Linked DNA regions of Homo sapiens: region 2 is linked to region 1. A link is a loop called in an ENCODE intact Hi-C map of the cell type or tissue named here. Cell type or tissue: heart left ventricle. All regions are shown on one strand.

The links. Peaks named below come from ENCODE experiments on the same cell type or tissue, not always from the same donor. Only the 100,000 strongest peaks of a DNase experiment are listed, where the experiment ranks them.
Region 2: it touches region 1 in a loop (6-fold over the local background); 8 of 110 quality-filtered maps call a loop at or near these places.

Annotation. Positions count from the first base shown.
Region 1 is chr16:49,752,104-49,760,103 of GRCh38, reverse strand. The region is part of intron 2 of ZNF423 (zinc finger protein 423); the gene reads left to right. Among named protein-coding and RNA genes, the nearest start is that of ZNF423, 100 kb to the left of the region's middle. RefSeq lists enhancers at 4,835-5,493, 5,494-6,152. In heart left ventricle, a CTCF peak has its summit at 4,654; a DNase peak (open chromatin) is centred at 5,124; H3K4me3 peaks cover 739 bases; H3K27ac peaks cover 2,061 bases; H3K27me3 peaks cover 376 bases.
Region 2 is chr16:49,404,419-49,412,418 of GRCh38, reverse strand. LOC105371244 (a long non-coding RNA gene) reads left to right here. Exons shown (of 8, transcript XR_001752167.2): 4 at 836-1,011; 5 at 1,548-1,602; 6 at 1,719-1,748; 7 at 2,954-3,070. Among named protein-coding and RNA genes, the nearest start is that of C16orf78, 35 kb to the right of the region's middle. In heart left ventricle, a CTCF peak has its summit at 4,313 (motif pointing left); DNase peaks (open chromatin) are centred at 2,110 and 4,268.

The DNA of each region.
Region 1 (8,000 bases):
CATCAATCCATCCACCCATTCATCCACTCATCTGTCCATTCAGTCATTAATCCATCCATCTACCCACCCCACCCACCCATCCACCCATTGATCTACCCATCCATTCACCCATTCACTAAGCAAACACTAGGCACTGGGGTTACAGTGTAAGCAAGTCTAAAGTGATCCTGGCCCTTGGAGCTACAGCCCAGGGGAACACCCACAACTCGCAATCTCTCTAAAGAGAACCAGGGCCAAAGGGCAGGTGCAGCAGGGACCCTAGTCTCATCTGCACAGACAGGGCCACCTCCTGTGACGTCTGAAGGAGGTTGTGGAATTACACAAAAAAGGACTTTACACTTGGAATGTTAGGCACCCAACACATTCCAAACTTACAACACTTCCAGAGTTTTGGGATCTTAACTCTAAGCTGTCACAGGGGTTAAAAGCAGGAAGTTTCAGAGGGTGTCTGGATTTGCAGAAGTGCAACTCCATGCTTTTCAACAGCCATTGCCCTGCAAAGCGCACTCCTGGCTGAGAACTTTCATGAGTATGTGCTGCTCCTGAGGCTGCTGTGGTCCCGCCAGGGTTGTCTGTTAGGGTCTGTAGCACCTATCTGTAAGTTGACCCTGGGCTGGCTAGATGTCACCCTGCAGCCATTCGCTGGCTCTTGGGTTGCATTGCACCTAGGCAAGGGGATAGCAAGCTTTCCTTTTTTTTTTTTCTGAGGTGGCGTCTCGCCCTGTCACCCAGGCTGGAGTGCAGTGGCTCGATCTTGGCTCACCGCAACCTCCGCCTCCCGGGTTCAAGCGATTCTCCTGCCCCAGCCTCCCGAGTAGCTGGAATTACAGGTGTGCACCAACACACCCAGCTGATTTTTTGTATTTTTAGTAGAGATGGGGTTTCACCGTGTTGGCCAAGATGGTCTCGAACTCCTGGCCTCGTGATCTGCCCGTCTTGGCCTCCCAAGGTGCTGGGATTACAGGCGTGAGCCACAGCCACCATGCCCAGCCAGCAAGCTTTCCTTTTATTATTTTTTTAAAAATATGGTTTTATTGCAAAATGAAACACAGATCTAGAAACCCACAAAGTCAATGTAGAACTTAGTGAATTTTTATAAGGTGAACGCCATTGAAACCACTTCCCAGGTCTAGAAATAGAACTTTGCAAGCTACTTCGGAAGGCTTATCCTTGTTCCCCATCCCTGTTTCTCCTTCCAGAAAGAATCACTAGCTTGACTTTTATGGTGATCACACCCTTGCTTTGTTTTAAAGTTCTGTCACTCACGTGTGTACCCCTTGCCACTATAATTTAGACTTGGAGTGCCATTCTTTAAGGAACATGAGGGAGTAATTTTTTTTTGTAGTGATGATTATTTTACTTTTTTTGGAGACCACTCTGTCGCCCAGGCTGGGAGTGCAGTGGTGCCATCATAGCTCACTGCAGCTTCAAACTCCTAGACTCAAGCGATCCTCTCATCTCAGCCTCCCTAGTAGCTGGGACTGCAGGTGCATGCCACCATGCCTGGATATTTTTTAAAATTTTTGTAGAGATGGGGTCTTACTATGTGGTTCAGGTTGGTCTTGAAGTCCTGGCTTCAAGCGATTCTCCCTACTTAGCCCTCCAAGTAGCTGGAATTACAGGTGTGAGTCACCATGCCCAGCTGATTATTTTAAAAATTCTTTTGGTCAGGCGCAGTGGCTCACCCCTGTAATCCCAATACTTTGGGAGGCTGAGGGGGGTGGATCACTTGAGTCCAGGAGTTCCAGACCAGCCTGGCCAACATGACGAAACCCTGTCTCTATTAAAAATACAAAGATTAGCCAGGCATGGTGGCGGGTGCCTATAATCCCAGCTACTCGGGAGGCCGAGGCAGGAGAATCGCATGAACCCAGGAGGCGGAGGTTGTAGTGAGCTAAGATCATGCCACTGCACTCCAGCCTCGGTGACAGAGCGAGACCCTGTCTCAAAAAAACAAATTCCTTTCTAACAATTCCTGATCTGGAAGCTTCTGGTGATTAGGCTCCCGGGTAAACCATTTTCTACCTTTGGCAGGTGAAGGCGAGGCAGGAAGTGCCTACCATTTAGCAGGTGTTCACTCAGAGTTTGATGAGAGGCTGGAGATGCCAGGGATGTTTTACAGTCACCTGGGGAGGAGGTACCGCAGTCCTGAACCAGGGTGACCACAGGCAGGGGGACCAACAGTGTGGAGGGGAGGAGCCGAGGGCGGGTCAGGGGAGGATTAACATGAGGGGAAAGGAGATCCTGTGCGTCATTCTTTCTTTCCCTTTCTTTCCCCTTCAGTACACTGGGGGAAATTAATCTCCCACCTGCCACGGCAGGGAAACCTGAGTTTGCTGTTGGGGCTGTCCAGGGCACGTGGGGTGTTTGTCTTTGAGGCCTTTCTTCACCAGAATTGATGACAGGGGTGTATTTCCTGCTGAGCCGGGCTCCTCACCCCACCCAAGGGGGATTTGGAGGCAGGTGGTCACGTGTCTGGCTTGGTTTGGGTGTCCACAATAGCCTGAGGGATGTGTTGAATTTTAGAAGTTACTGACAGGTGAGTTCTATGGGAGAGGGCTATGGTGATTTTCAAATGCTGGGTCAACAGCATTCTGCAGTCCTCACCATGCAGGTGCTCCTCATGTCCTGGAAACTTAACTTCAAGCAGGTGGCTGATCAAGCCTTGCTGTTGGTAGGAGCAGGGGGCTGGCCTCCTTATTCACCTAATCTTCTCTACATGGGAACAGGATAGTGGTTTTATGACTCATTACTGAAGGCTCCCTTTGTTAGAAGTTCAGACTGTAGGAGATGTCGGTGTAGCCAGTTTTAAGCTGAGTCAGGAAGAGCATCACGAACCTATGGAATCTCCAATAGCACATGGAAACAGGAAAAAATGAGAATGGAAATTCTTGGCCTCATTTATAAATAAGCGTTGATTAAAAGTCTATTTTTTTGTCTTTGTTGTGGAGGACACAGGAGTGTTGGATTCAGTCCCAACATTGCACAGCGTAATGGAAAAGAAATAACTGTCATTGTGCATCGTGACAAGTAATTTATAAGAAAAACAAAAACACTTGCACAGGGCCAGTTGTCTATTGTGTGTTGGTGACACAAAATGGGACTTCTCACTATAGTTAGGTGGGGTTTCTGTCTTTTGGCAGGACTTTGGCTTTTAAAAGTGCCACACACTCTAGAAGAAAACAAGGAATTATGCAGCCATGTGGACATGGGTTCTGAGGCCTGTTCATGTCTGCCCCTCCCCGCGCATGCTGGCTTCCCCCCGCCATCTCGCAATGGACTTGTCCTCAGGGGTGCTCACAAGTGTCCGAACTCATCATGGGTGCTTCCCCCTGTTCTCAGCCCACCCATGACCCGTGCCTTTTTGCCCGTGTGCCCTGGGAGGTGGTGATGGTTGCCACCTCCTCCTTTCCATGCAGGTGAGAGCTGGGCTGGATGAGGTGGTCTCTTAGGTCCCTTCCAACTTGAAGCTTCCCTGGGTCCAAGCTTAAGGGATGGGCAGGGACCTTTCGAGACACGCATTTGGTGGGAAGATGCCCCTGAAAGGTGCCATGGAGTCATCTGTGGCAGTCCGGGTGCTCTTTGTCTAGGCCAGTGTTGGAACTCCGGGGAGGGGTCCAATTCCGTATCAGTGTGGCGGGGACTGGCCTTCCAAAAGGCTGTTTTCCAAGCGCTTGATGTTCATGCTGTTTTCATTCTAAGATGTGTATTTTGTCATTGCCTAACATTTCTGAAATTGGGAAGCATTTTAATGTCTGTATGTGTGTTTAATAAAATGACAGTCCCTCCAAAGAGAGAGCTGTCATTAAGATAGTGGTGGGCCACACACTTAGAGCCTCTTAGACCTCACAGGCTGTCGTAACTGGTGATAGGCGGCCTGGGCTGATGCAGGCTGCCCCCAGGATTCAAAACAGCAAGTCCGTTTTGAAAACCCTTGTCTCTGAAACCTTCCAGTCATCTCTGTGGGCTGTCATCTAATTTTGCTTAAACACTGCATTTGCCTCCCCTCCCTCACTCACAAACCTCCAGTGGCTCCCTATTTCTTCTACCTGAACCTTGGACTCAGCCTGGCTTTCAGTCTGGCCCCTGCATCATTCTTTCTGCCTCAATCAGCCACTCACCCAGTTCCTTTCCAGTAGGAAGATTTCATGATCTCCTCCGAGGCAGGGCCGTCTCTGACTCCACCGGGTCCCTAGCACAGGGTCTTCGGGTGGCAGGCATTCCGGCAACACTTGTTGGCTGATGCATTGATGTGGCTGCAGCTCAGACCTGAAGTCCTTTGGGCATTTTATTACCATCAGCATCTGGGCAGTGTAACTCGAGGATTAACAGAGTTATAGGAGAAAACTCCACTCTAAGAATGGCTAATTATTATTATTTTTTAACCAACTACAATTTACAGAGGGTTCGTAGAGGCACAAAAGAGCACACACCCTGTAAACGAGGGTTAATGAGAAAGCTTCCCGATAGCTTGTGCTTCATCAGCAACAGAACAGCGTGTAAATAAATCTAATTTCTCTCCAACTCAACTCGTCACAGGCTTAATTACCGCAGCCACAATGTGTGCATGTGTGTGTTTTTTTCATTAGCGAAAGAGGGTCATTATTAGCCATGTCTGGTAAGAATTATGATGAAGAGCCTGGCTTACCCTCGATAGGTGTCCTCAGAGAGCAGAAATGAACTTTCCTTGTGAACTAAAGAGTTCCCAATTAAGGTGGTTTGGAGGAAGCAGGAAGCGGCAAGCAGATTAGAAAAAGATTACAGAAACGGGAAAGCGGGCGAGGAGGCGGGAGGGTTCTGGTGGGCTCGGTTAATGACCGAGGGAGGAAGGTTTTCTTCTGGGGGCTGTGCCCTCTTTTCCCGCCTGCTTTGTTATTTGCTTGCCCAGAAATCCTGGGGGCTCCGAGACCCCTCCTGGGGTCCTGTCTTGCATTCTGGCTCCAGAGAGCTGAAAATGAGACTTGCACTTGTGGGGGGACAGGGCTTGACCGCTCCCAGCCACCTCTTTTCGATGGCTTTTCACACCTCCCTCCCCTCCTGCTGAGGAGGGAGGCAGGGGAGAGCGTGCCGCTGCCACCGCGGAAGATAGCCGCACCGGCGGACTGTTGCAGTGAGTGTATTGTTCTAGAAAGAAATAGCTGAAAACCCTGAGTCAGAAATTAGTTAACACAAAGGAAGTTGAACCCTACAGGCCAAGTTCCAATTGTCTGCAGGAAGTGCCCTGCCCAGGGGGCCCTTTGAGGGAGGATTTAAGTCCATTCTGCCTGGCACTCTGTACACAATGTTGGCAAAAAAAGTTTTTTCTTTCCTTCCGACCCCAGGCCCGCAAGCCCCCCATAATGATTGCTTTCCTCATTAAGCAGTGCAGGAGGCCGCACTTTGAGGTGCAAATACATCTCTAGTGATTGAGAAATGCAGGCGGCTTCTCCGGCTTGGTGCACATGTGTTACGGCTGCTGAGACGCTGTCTGTCCCTGAGGCAGCCCGAGCTGCCCCTCCATCCCTTGCACTGGGCATAGGGCAGACCTGACAGCTTTCATAGTGGAAGAGGACCTGGAAGCCTCTTCTGGGTCTGAGGGTCCCTAGCATGTCTTCTTCTAGGTCCTGCTTGGATGCCTCCAGGGATGGGAGTCTCATCTCATTCCAAAGCAGCTTGATCCCTATTGGCAGCCCTGATGATCACATTTACTGAGCACTTACTGAGTGCCTATAATTACTTAATTAAACAAACATTATTGAGAATCTCTTCTGGACCAGGCACTGTGCTAGGCATCGGGGATTAATCAATGACCCTGGATGGAGGTTTCCTGCCCTCTTGGAGCTTACGCCAGATTGAATGCAGGAGGGAACTGATAAATGCAATGATGAATGCTTTGAAAACTAAAAGTGTGTAGAGAGAGGGCAGGTTAGGTGGGGGCAATGCCACTGCCTTGCTCAACAAGGAGGAGTTACTAAAGCCAAACTTCTCCCCGTTTCTTTATGAAACCCCACCTGACCTGGCCTTGGGTTGGGGCCTTTGCATAAACAAACTATTCTTCCTCCACCTTTTAATGCCTGGCTTTTTTTTTTTTTTTTGACGGAGTCTTGCTCTTGTCGCCCAGGCTGGAGTGTAGTGGCGCAATCTCAGCTCTCTGCACCCTTCTCCTCCCGTGTTCAAGTGATTCTCCTGCCTCAGCCTCTGGAGTAGCTGGGATTACAGGCGCCCGCCACCATTCCCAGCTAATTTTTGTACTTTTAGTAGAGACGGGGTTTTGCCATGTTGGCCAGGCTGGTCTCGAACTCCTGACCTCAGGTGATCCGCCCGCCTTGGCCTCCCAAAGTGCTGGGATTACAGGCATGAACCACCATGCCCAGCCAAATGCCTGGCTTCCTCGTGCCATTCAAGTGTTTGCTCAAATGTCCTTTCTCCAGAGAGGCCTTTTTTGATAGCCAGAGCTGAAGCTGCCTCTTTGCTTTTCAACAGTTCCTGTCCTAACACCTTTTATTGTTTTTTTTTTTTTTTTAAATAGGGTCTTACTCTGTTGCCCAGGCTGGAGTGCAGTGGTGCAGTCACAGCTCGCTGCAGCCTCTAACTCCTGGGATCAAGTAGTCCTCCTGCTTTAGCCTTCCAAGTAGCTGGGACTACAGGTGCACATCACCACGCCTGGCTAATTTTTTTTTTTTTTTCTGTAGACAGGGTCTTGCTATGTTGCCCAGGCTGGTCTTAAACTCCTGGGCTCAAGCAATCCTCCCACCTCAGCTTCGCAAAGTGCTAGTATTATAGGTGTGAGCCACCGCGCCTAGCCTCCTATCACCTTTGTTTCAATACTTGCCTTGCATTTATCACCCCCTGAGATTTTCTGATTATTATTATTTTGCTTTGAGACAGAGTCTTGCTCTGTTGCCCAGGATGGAGTGCAGTGGCATGATCTTGGCTCACTGCAACCTCTGCCTCCCGGGTTCAAGTGATTCTCCTGCCTCAGTCTCCCAAGTAGCTGGGACTACAGGCTCACGCCACCACGCCTGGCTAATTTTTGTATTTTTAGTAGAGATGGGGCTTCACCATGCTGGCCAGACTGGTGTTGAACTCTTGCCCTCAAGTGATCCACCTGCCTCAGCCTCCCAAAGTGCTGGGATTACAGGCGTGAGCCACTGTGCCTGGTCGATTTTCTGATGATTATATTCCTTGCTGCCTAGTGGATTTTGTCTCTGCGGTTGACTGCTGTGTTCCCAGCCCAGGACATTGCCTGGCACACAGCAGCCCCGCAGTCCTGACTTGTTGAGTGGGTGAGGACATGTGAGGCTCATGCTACCCTCTCTGTTACCTTGAATGAGCTCCACAGCAACCTCCCATTTTACAGATGAAGAAATGGAGGTTCAGAGAGGTTAAGTAATTAACCTAGGGTCACACGGGGATGCATCTCCAGTCAGTAGAAGGTCAAGCCCATGCCCTCAGTTGTCCCGATGAATTTGTGCAGGTTTTTTCTCCTCCTGATCAGCCCGTGGGGTCTGTTCTGTGCTCTGTGACCTCCTGGAGCAAGCCTGCTTGCTCTATGGGCCACCCTCCTGTGGTCCCTAGACAGTCTCCCTGGCCTCCCTGGGCTCCCCTTTGAAAAGGACAGGAGGCTTGGAGAGATATCCAGGGCTAGAGTTCTCTGGTGATGTTGCTATGGTCAGAAAGGGGGACCAGCCTTGCTCCCCCAGACCCCTACTGGGTCAAATGGCTGGTGCTGTGGATGCCCAGGTGGTTATGCAAGGGTTTCTGTGGCTGGGACACCGTCAGGAAGGGATGTTGAAGACCCCAGGCCCAAGCCATGTGGGGTGGGGGAGGGCCACTGGTGTGCACCCCCTCTCCCAATTCCGGTGTGCAGTTCTTGCCTGGGGGCCATGGAAGCCAGGCGAGGCATCAGGCCACCTGTTTGCAATGCCTTCCTGGGCCACGTCACGGGCACAGTGGCCCGCATTCTTTGATTCCTGAGGTAGTGAATATCAGGCAGGGGGAAATGTGGCCACACAATTCTG
Region 2 (8,000 bases), 350 kb after region 1:
TACATATTTTTAAAGGCTTATTTAAGGACTGTTTCCCCAACTAAGCTGTAAACTTATGGAACCATGTCTGTCTTTGCTCATCATTGCAGTGGGGTGGTGAGCCCATCCCTTGTCCTGTGGGAAGAGCTCAGTGCATGTTTGCTGCAAGTTGACTGAATGCTTGAGTAAATGAGTGATTTAAAGAGGACCCAGGTTTATCATCAAAATGCCTGGCTTAATGCTGGCTCGGTAGCTTCCTAACTGTGCACTTGGACAGGTCCCTTCCCTTCTCTGGGCATCAGCTTCCCCATCAGTAAAATAAGGATAAAATCTTTCCTTTTGCAGAGTTGCAGTGGGCATCTGATGGTGGAAAATAAGTGAAAACATTTTGTAGCTCAGAGGCAAACGCTGCCAGTGGTGATTATTGGTGTGATTTCTCCCCTTTTCTCTGCTGCAGGGCTGGGAGCTGTTCAAGCAGAGGTTTCACTTTTCTGGAGCTTTTGAAGGCTCTGGGACACAGACTGCCCTCCTGAGCTTGGGGGCCAGGGGGAATTTTATCTTGGATTCGGGTTGGTTTGGGGGATGCTAGCAGGCTGGTGTTCAGTGCGGGGCCCAGAGGGTGCATGCCGGGAGTGGGCAGCTGCTCCTCCCCTCCTGCCTGGGTCCAGGGTGGCAGCCTCTCCACTGCTGGGGCCCTGTGGGGAGGGGGCCTGAGGTCCTGGGTACTGAGCCCTGCCCATGGGAGGCATGCACGTGACTCTGGCCTTGAACATTTAGGATGCAGCGTGGCATCACTGCCTGCATGGGTGAGGAGGGAGGGGCCACTGTGTGCTGCACTCCTTTGTTGTTTCTACAGCTGGGGCCAGGCAGCCCCTTCCCTTTGGGGATTTGAACCCCTGGAGCCCGTTTCCCTACAAGGTGGTCCTTCTCTGGCCAGTGAAGCCTGCCTAATGCACCCTGGGGAGGCTGATGCCTTAAGCAAAGTGGCTCGAGCCGGCCCTGCTGAAGCTGATCCCAGCTGGCCTGGAGCGGGTAGGAATTTGTGTGTGTGTTGTAGCAGGGGATTGGGGGAGCTCAGGAATGGCCAAGTGCAATGGCAGGACCCTGACTGGCTGTTACCAATCCCAGAAAGGGGCACGGAATGGTGGGGCTGGCCAAGACCCAGTGACTCCGGGAAACAGAGAGCTCCACTCCCCTGTCCCCTGACTCTCAGCTGGGGTGGGTGGCAGGGCCCAGCAGGAGTCAGGCCTTTCTCCCAGAAGGGCAGGGCCCATAACTTGTCCTCCTAGAGGGCCAGTTCACTGGGGAAGATGGGTCCTGGTTGCAGAGAAACCAGGCCCATTCTCCCTTGGCAGCCAGAGATCTTGAGTTGTGGGGGCAGGAAGCAGAGGAGGGCCTGGGAGTAGGTCCCCCACAGGCAGGTGGGGCTTGGGAAGCTTGAGAGTCTTTTTCTGCCCACTCTCCTGTGCTGTCCCCATTCAACCACTCAGCAAAGCTAGATTCCACCCACTTCCCATCTCCCGCCTTTGCCTGGGGTGCCCTCATCCCACCTTTTATTTCCCTACAAGGTCCAATGCAAATGTCACCACCTCTGCAAGTACCCCTGTGACTCCTCCAGAGAAGGTCAGTTGCTGCCCCTTCTTGGGTCCTACCCTCTTTTTTTCCCCCCATTACTAGGGTGTTCTTAGGTGAGTAATTATGAATTAACGAGGGCATTGTTTTCTTCTGTCTTCCTCTAGACTGTGAGCTCCAAAGACATCATCATTGTGGTCAGTATCTGTCATTCCTGCCTGCCTTGCCTCCAGGTCTGCTTCCTTCTGTAATGGCACCTGTGGTCTCCAGTCCTCACCATGGCCCCCAGTGATGCTTGGCTCCTGGTCTCCACACCCTTGTGTTGTTCCCTCCCACACTGACCAGGGCTGAGTTGTGTGACTAACAGGACATTACAGAAGTGAGGCAATGCAGCAGGGTGTGTGACTTCCCAGGGGACAGCAACAAGGGCCCTCTAGCTTCTGCCCTGTTCCCTTTTGGGCTGGTTGCTCAGGCGAAGCCAACCGCCATGTTGTCAGGACACTCAAGTAGCCCCATGAAGAGGCCCATGTGGAGAGGTGTTGAAACCTTCAGCCAACAGCCAGCACCAGCTGGCCAGCTGTGAGACTAAGCCACCTTGGAAACGGATCCTCCAGCCCAGCCAGTCCTTTGGATGACTGCAGCTCTGCTGACAGATTGACACCAACCTCATCACAGACCCAGCTACCCCACTGTGTTCCTGACCCACAGGAACCATGTGGGATGATACATATTTGTTATTGTTTGGGGAGAAATTATTAGCCAGCAAAAGAACCAATAAGTATCTCAGTTCTCCTCAGAAACTACCCTTCGTCCACTGTGTGTGGCCTTGGTAGAACTGGCACTTTAGGTGCTCCATCTTCCCTGGGCCAAGGGATGGGGGCCTTGACCCTAGAGAGGACAATGAGACCCTCTTTCTGGAATTTGTATCTTGAACCAGAGAGACTAGACCAGGAAATGATTGGACTGATTTCCAGAAGCTACTTGACATCACGCACACACACGTAGGAACACACACACACATATACGTATATACATATATACATATAAACACACACGTATGCACACCACATGCACATGCACCAATACATATATAAACATACATACATATACACATGCACATATATTTTCCTTTTTTTGCCAAAGTTAGGTGCAGCCATTGCTAGCATCATCTTCACATGTCATCAGAAACCACACCACTCATATTAGGCCCTGGAACACACGTCATTCAGTAAGTGCTCAACCAGTGCATATTGGGTAAATTAAAATCCTAGAAATAAGAATGAAGTCAGGGCTGCTTCTTGTGATTTTGACTTGTGTTTTGTTCATCGTCTTGGAGAAGATTTTGAAAGCCTGAGATTGATGACCTTTGTTCTCTGTCTCCCTCCCTTGCCCACCTTCCCAGAGGAGAGTAGCTTTGCGCTCAGTTACCTGCCACAGAAAGGTTCTGCTGCCAAGCAGGGAGTTGAAGGGATCTGCAGACAGCCTGCCTGTGTTGGTCTGGAAGCCCATGCTCTTTGAGGTGAGAACTGGGGTGAGAGGAAGGCATAAGCCTCAGAAGAAAGCATGGCAGTGGTGGGGGTAGGGGGTAGAGAAGTGGTTGTTGTGAGTGGAGACTTTGTGAACTTTTTGGGCTGTGACCTGCAGCAATTCAGCAGTGACCAGTATAGGTTGGCACCTACCCCAAGGTATTGCTCTGTCCAGGACCTTGGGGGTGTAAGAGACGGAGCCCCACTAAGGGATGGAAATTGAATTTCCACCAGTCCAGCTCAACAGGGGCATGAAATCAGATTTTTAGTGATTTGATTTAGGGGGCTCTGCCATTTCTCCTATACTCAAGTTTGTGGAATAAGTCTCAAAGCTACTACAGTGGCAGGAATTTTCATTTTTTGGTCTTTGTTCATTACTGTATTACGAAGCCTGGCACATTGCCTAAAACACAGTAGGCACTCAATAAATGTTAGTGCTTAAAGGCACATGTAGAAAATGAAAATTTCCTGGGTGCCTGCTAAGTGCTAGAGACTCTTGAAACTTCCCTTGGATTCTTCTTTTCACGCCAACACTTGAAACTTGGTATTTTCTTTCACATTTTATTTCTCCTCCCTTCCTTCCTTCATTTCTTCCTTCTTCCCTTCCCAATCCTTTTCCAGCTGTCTGAATGTATTTGCATGTGTTCTTGTAAGCAGTGTGTTGTTGTATGTGTGTATTTTCAGTTTGTGTTAAGACTAGAGTGTCCCTTCTCATCCTGTTTCCCATCTTTTTCACTCACCTTGTTTTGCCATCCACCAGCACCCAGACATTCCTGCCAGTGCTAGTGTCCTTAAATAGATCTCCTGGGATAGAACTTTGGAATATACGTCCAGGAGTGGGGCTGCTTGCTAGGTCCCTGCAGTGTCCATGTGTAATTTAACCTAGAGCGGCTGCAGTGGCCCACACTCCTACTGCAAGGCATGAAGCTTCCTTCGTTTCCACGTCTGTGCCAACATTGGCCTTCCCTAGCTTTCTAACATGTTTCAGTCTCATAGAGTGGTACCTCATGGTTATTTTAACTTGCATTTCTTGCCCCGATTTGGAGGAAAAGAATTGAAGTCTCAGAAAAGTGATGTTAGTGAGTAGCTGGGCTTGTGTTCATCTACCCGAGGCTTAGGCTCGAGGGCCCGGCTTCCCCTTGGATAGGCTGACGGCTCTGCCAGCAGCCGGGCCAGACAGCGTGGACACCGTCAGGAGAGTAGCCTTCTGCTGTGATAGAGCCCCACCTGGTGGCGCAGGAAGGGAAGGGGAAGGGGAAGGGCAAGAGGAGGGAAAGAAATGGAAGGGGAGAAATTTACTCCAGCAGCTGCACAAGGCCACGCCCTGCCACAGTCATTGCACACCTGGAGGACATGCGCCAGGCCTTAAGGGACTTAGGTTTAGCCTCTGCCTCTGGGAGGTGGAAGGAACTAGAATAGCTTCACCATTGAGGAGCCTATTGTTTTTAGCAAACGAAACCGGAACTTTTTTTTAAACAAAAAACACTTAGTATATTTCTTTTTAAAATGTACTTTTAACTAAAGTACAATATACCCATATAAAGGGCATAAATCCCAAGTGCACAGCTCAATGAATTTTCTAAGCTAACTGGCCTCCGGTGGATCACATACCCCCTCTTCCAAGGATAGCCACCATCCTGACTTCCAACACTATAGATTAGGTCTAGGTTCTATTTTTTTTTTTTTTTGGCCTGGGTTGAAGGTTGTATAAATGGAACTCCACAGGTGTTCTTTTTTGTATTTTGCTACTTTTGCAGAATACGTTGTGTATAATGCATCCGTATTGTTTGGTCATTCTTGTTTTCATGCGGTATTCCATTGCATGATTATACTGCAAGATATGCTTTCTACTGTTGACTGATGGATATTTGGGTTGATTCCAGTTCTTGGTTATATAGAATAAAGTTGCTGCAAAAGTTAGCACATGTCTATTGGTGCACACATCCATTGGCGCACACGTCTATTGGTGTACACGTCCATTGGTGCACACGTCCATTGGCGCATACGTCCATTGGTTCATACATCCATTGGCGCACATGTCCATTAACACACACGTCTATTGGTGCACACGTTCATTGGCGCACACGTCCATTGATGCACACGTCTATTGATGCACACGTTCATTGGCGCACACGTCTATTGATGCACACGTCTATTGGCGCACACGTCCATTGGCACACACATCTATTGGCGCACACGTCTATTGGCGCACACGTCCATTGGCACACACATCTATTGGCGCACACGTTCATTGGTGCACACGTCTATTGGTGCACACGTCTATTGGTGCACACATCCATTGGTGCACACGTCTATTGGTGCACACGTCCATTGGTGCTTACATCTATTGGTGCACATGTGCATGCAGTTCTGTTCAGTATGTATGCATAGGAAATACCAGACCATAGAGGAGTGTATATTCAACTTTACTGGATGCTCCCAGTTTTCCTAAGTGGTTGTGCCAACCTGCAGGGCAATGGCAAGAGTGTGAGAGTTCTGATTGCTCCAGATTCTCACCAATGGGCTTTGCCATTGCCAGTCTTCAGCCATTCTAGTGTGTGCGTAGTGATTCTGCATCGTGTTTTATAACTTGCATATCCTGATGATTAATGACATTTTTTATGTTTATTGGTCACTTGGCTATCCTCTTTTGTGAAGTTTCTATACTAATAGAAGCTTTTGCCTATTTTTTCCACTGAGTGACCTGCCTTTTTCTTACCAATATATATAGGAGTTAAAAATATATCACCTGGATAGGAGTCCTTTGTCAGATATGTTGTCAGAAGAAATATCTTCTCTTGCTTGTGTTGCTGGCCTTTTCACTCTCTTAGTGATGTCTTGGATAAGTAGAAATTCTTTTCTTTTCTTGAGACAGGGTCTTGCTCTGTTGTCTAGGCTGGAGTGCAGTGGCATGATCGTGGCTCACTGCAGCCTTAACCTCCTGGGCTCAAGTGATCCTACCACCTCAGCCTCCTGAGTAGCTGGGACTACAGGCATCCACCACCATCCCTGGCTAATTAAATAAAGTTTCCTTTTGTATAGATAGGTCTTACTATGTTGCCCAGGCAGGTCTTGAACTCCTGGCCTCAAGTGTTCCTTCTACTTCAACCTCCTAAAGTGCTGGGATTACAAGTGTGAGTCGCTGCACCTGGCCAGAAATTCTGAATTCTAATATAATACAATTTATTACATTTTTCTTTTATTATTGGAGCTTGTTGTGTTGTGTTCAAAATCTTTTTGCCTACCCCAAGGTCATGGAGATTGTCATCTACCATTCTTCTAAAAACTTCCACAATCTGCATCCATCTGAAATTGATTTTTGCATATGGTGGGAAGCAGAGGGTCAATATTTTTTCCATATGGATATTTAATTGACCAGCCTGATTTATTGGAAAGACCATCATTTCTCCACTGCACCGCAGTGTCACCTTTGCCATAAACCAGGGGATAGTACACGTGTGAATCTGTTCCTGGTATATGTGTTTGTCTGTTTCTGTATCTGGTAGTAACTGTTTTAGGGAGTGCAATAGAATTATACTATTCGTAAGGCAATTTCAGAGTCTGTAAAACACCCGTTTAGAGTGTGCTGCAGGTGGTGCTGTCTGCTGATGGACGCTGGCTTGGGGTTGTCTGATAAAAATTCTTTTCTCAATGCAAGCTGTGAATCTTAGGACTCACTGTGGGCTCGCCTGGTCAGGATGTCAGGAACATGAATCTAAGGCTTCTTATGCTTGTGAGGTCCAAGAATAAAAGCACTCTGCACCCACAGAGGGAGCCATGTAGCCTCAGCTGTTTTGAGTGGGACAAGGTCTCTTCTCTGCTTTCATTTCCTTTCCCTTTTCCAGTTCACGCCGAACCCCAGAAAAACCTTCAGTCTGGCGCTACAGGTGCATCTGGTGTCTGAGAGGTGGGCTTCCCACAGCAGTTCCTCCTTGGAGGTTCTGGAGGCACCAAGCAATCTCTTGAGGATGTGGCATTCAGCTCAGCTGGGGCTGGGCTAGACCTCCTGCTAACGTTACTTCATGAACAGGGTTTTTGTGTTGATGTACAGGTCTCCAAACAGGGGCCTTGGGTTTGCAGAGGGAGAAGCTCCCCAGGCCTGGCTCTGAATGTACCACTGGAGAGGCAGTGGGATGGGCCTGCCTCCCAGGGCCATCAGCCTGGGGCTCAAGCTCTGGCACTTTCACTGGGCACAGATGGGCAGCAGGGTGTGGCTGTGGGGACAGGTCGAGGAGAGCGTTAAGCATGTGGGTTCCAGCAGCAACTCTACCATGAACTCAGGGGAATCATAGGGGGATACTCCACCCATCCCTGGGCCTCTGACTCCACCTTTGGTCTCTGTATTATGGGTTGGTTGTGTTCTTCCAAATGATGTGTGGAAGTTCTATCCCCTGATACCTGGGAATAATCTTATTTGGAAACAGAGACTTTACAGATATAATCATGTTAATAGAGTGGGCTCTAATGTAATAGGACTGGTGCCCTTAAAAAGAGACAGAGGCACATGGAGAAGAGGGCCCTGTGAAGATGGGGGCAGAGACTGGAGTTGTGCTGCCACAAGCCAAGGAATGCTTGTGGCTGCAAGAAGCTAAAGAGATAAGGAAGACTCTCCCCCAGAGGTTTTGGAGGGAGCATAGTCCTGCCAACATCTGGACTTTGGACTTCTACTCTCCAGAACTGTGAGAAAAATGCCTGGGCTGGGTGTTGTGGCTCACACCTGTAATCCCAGCACTTTGGGAGGCCAGAGCTGGAGGACTGCTTGAGTCCAGGGGTTTGAGACCAACTGGGCAACATGGTGAAGCCCTGTCTCTACAAAAAATAGCTGGGTGTGGTGGTACATGTCTGTAGTACCAGCTACTAGGGAGGCTGAGGTTGGAGGATTGCATAAACCCAGGAAGTCAAGGCTGCAGTGAGCTGTGATCA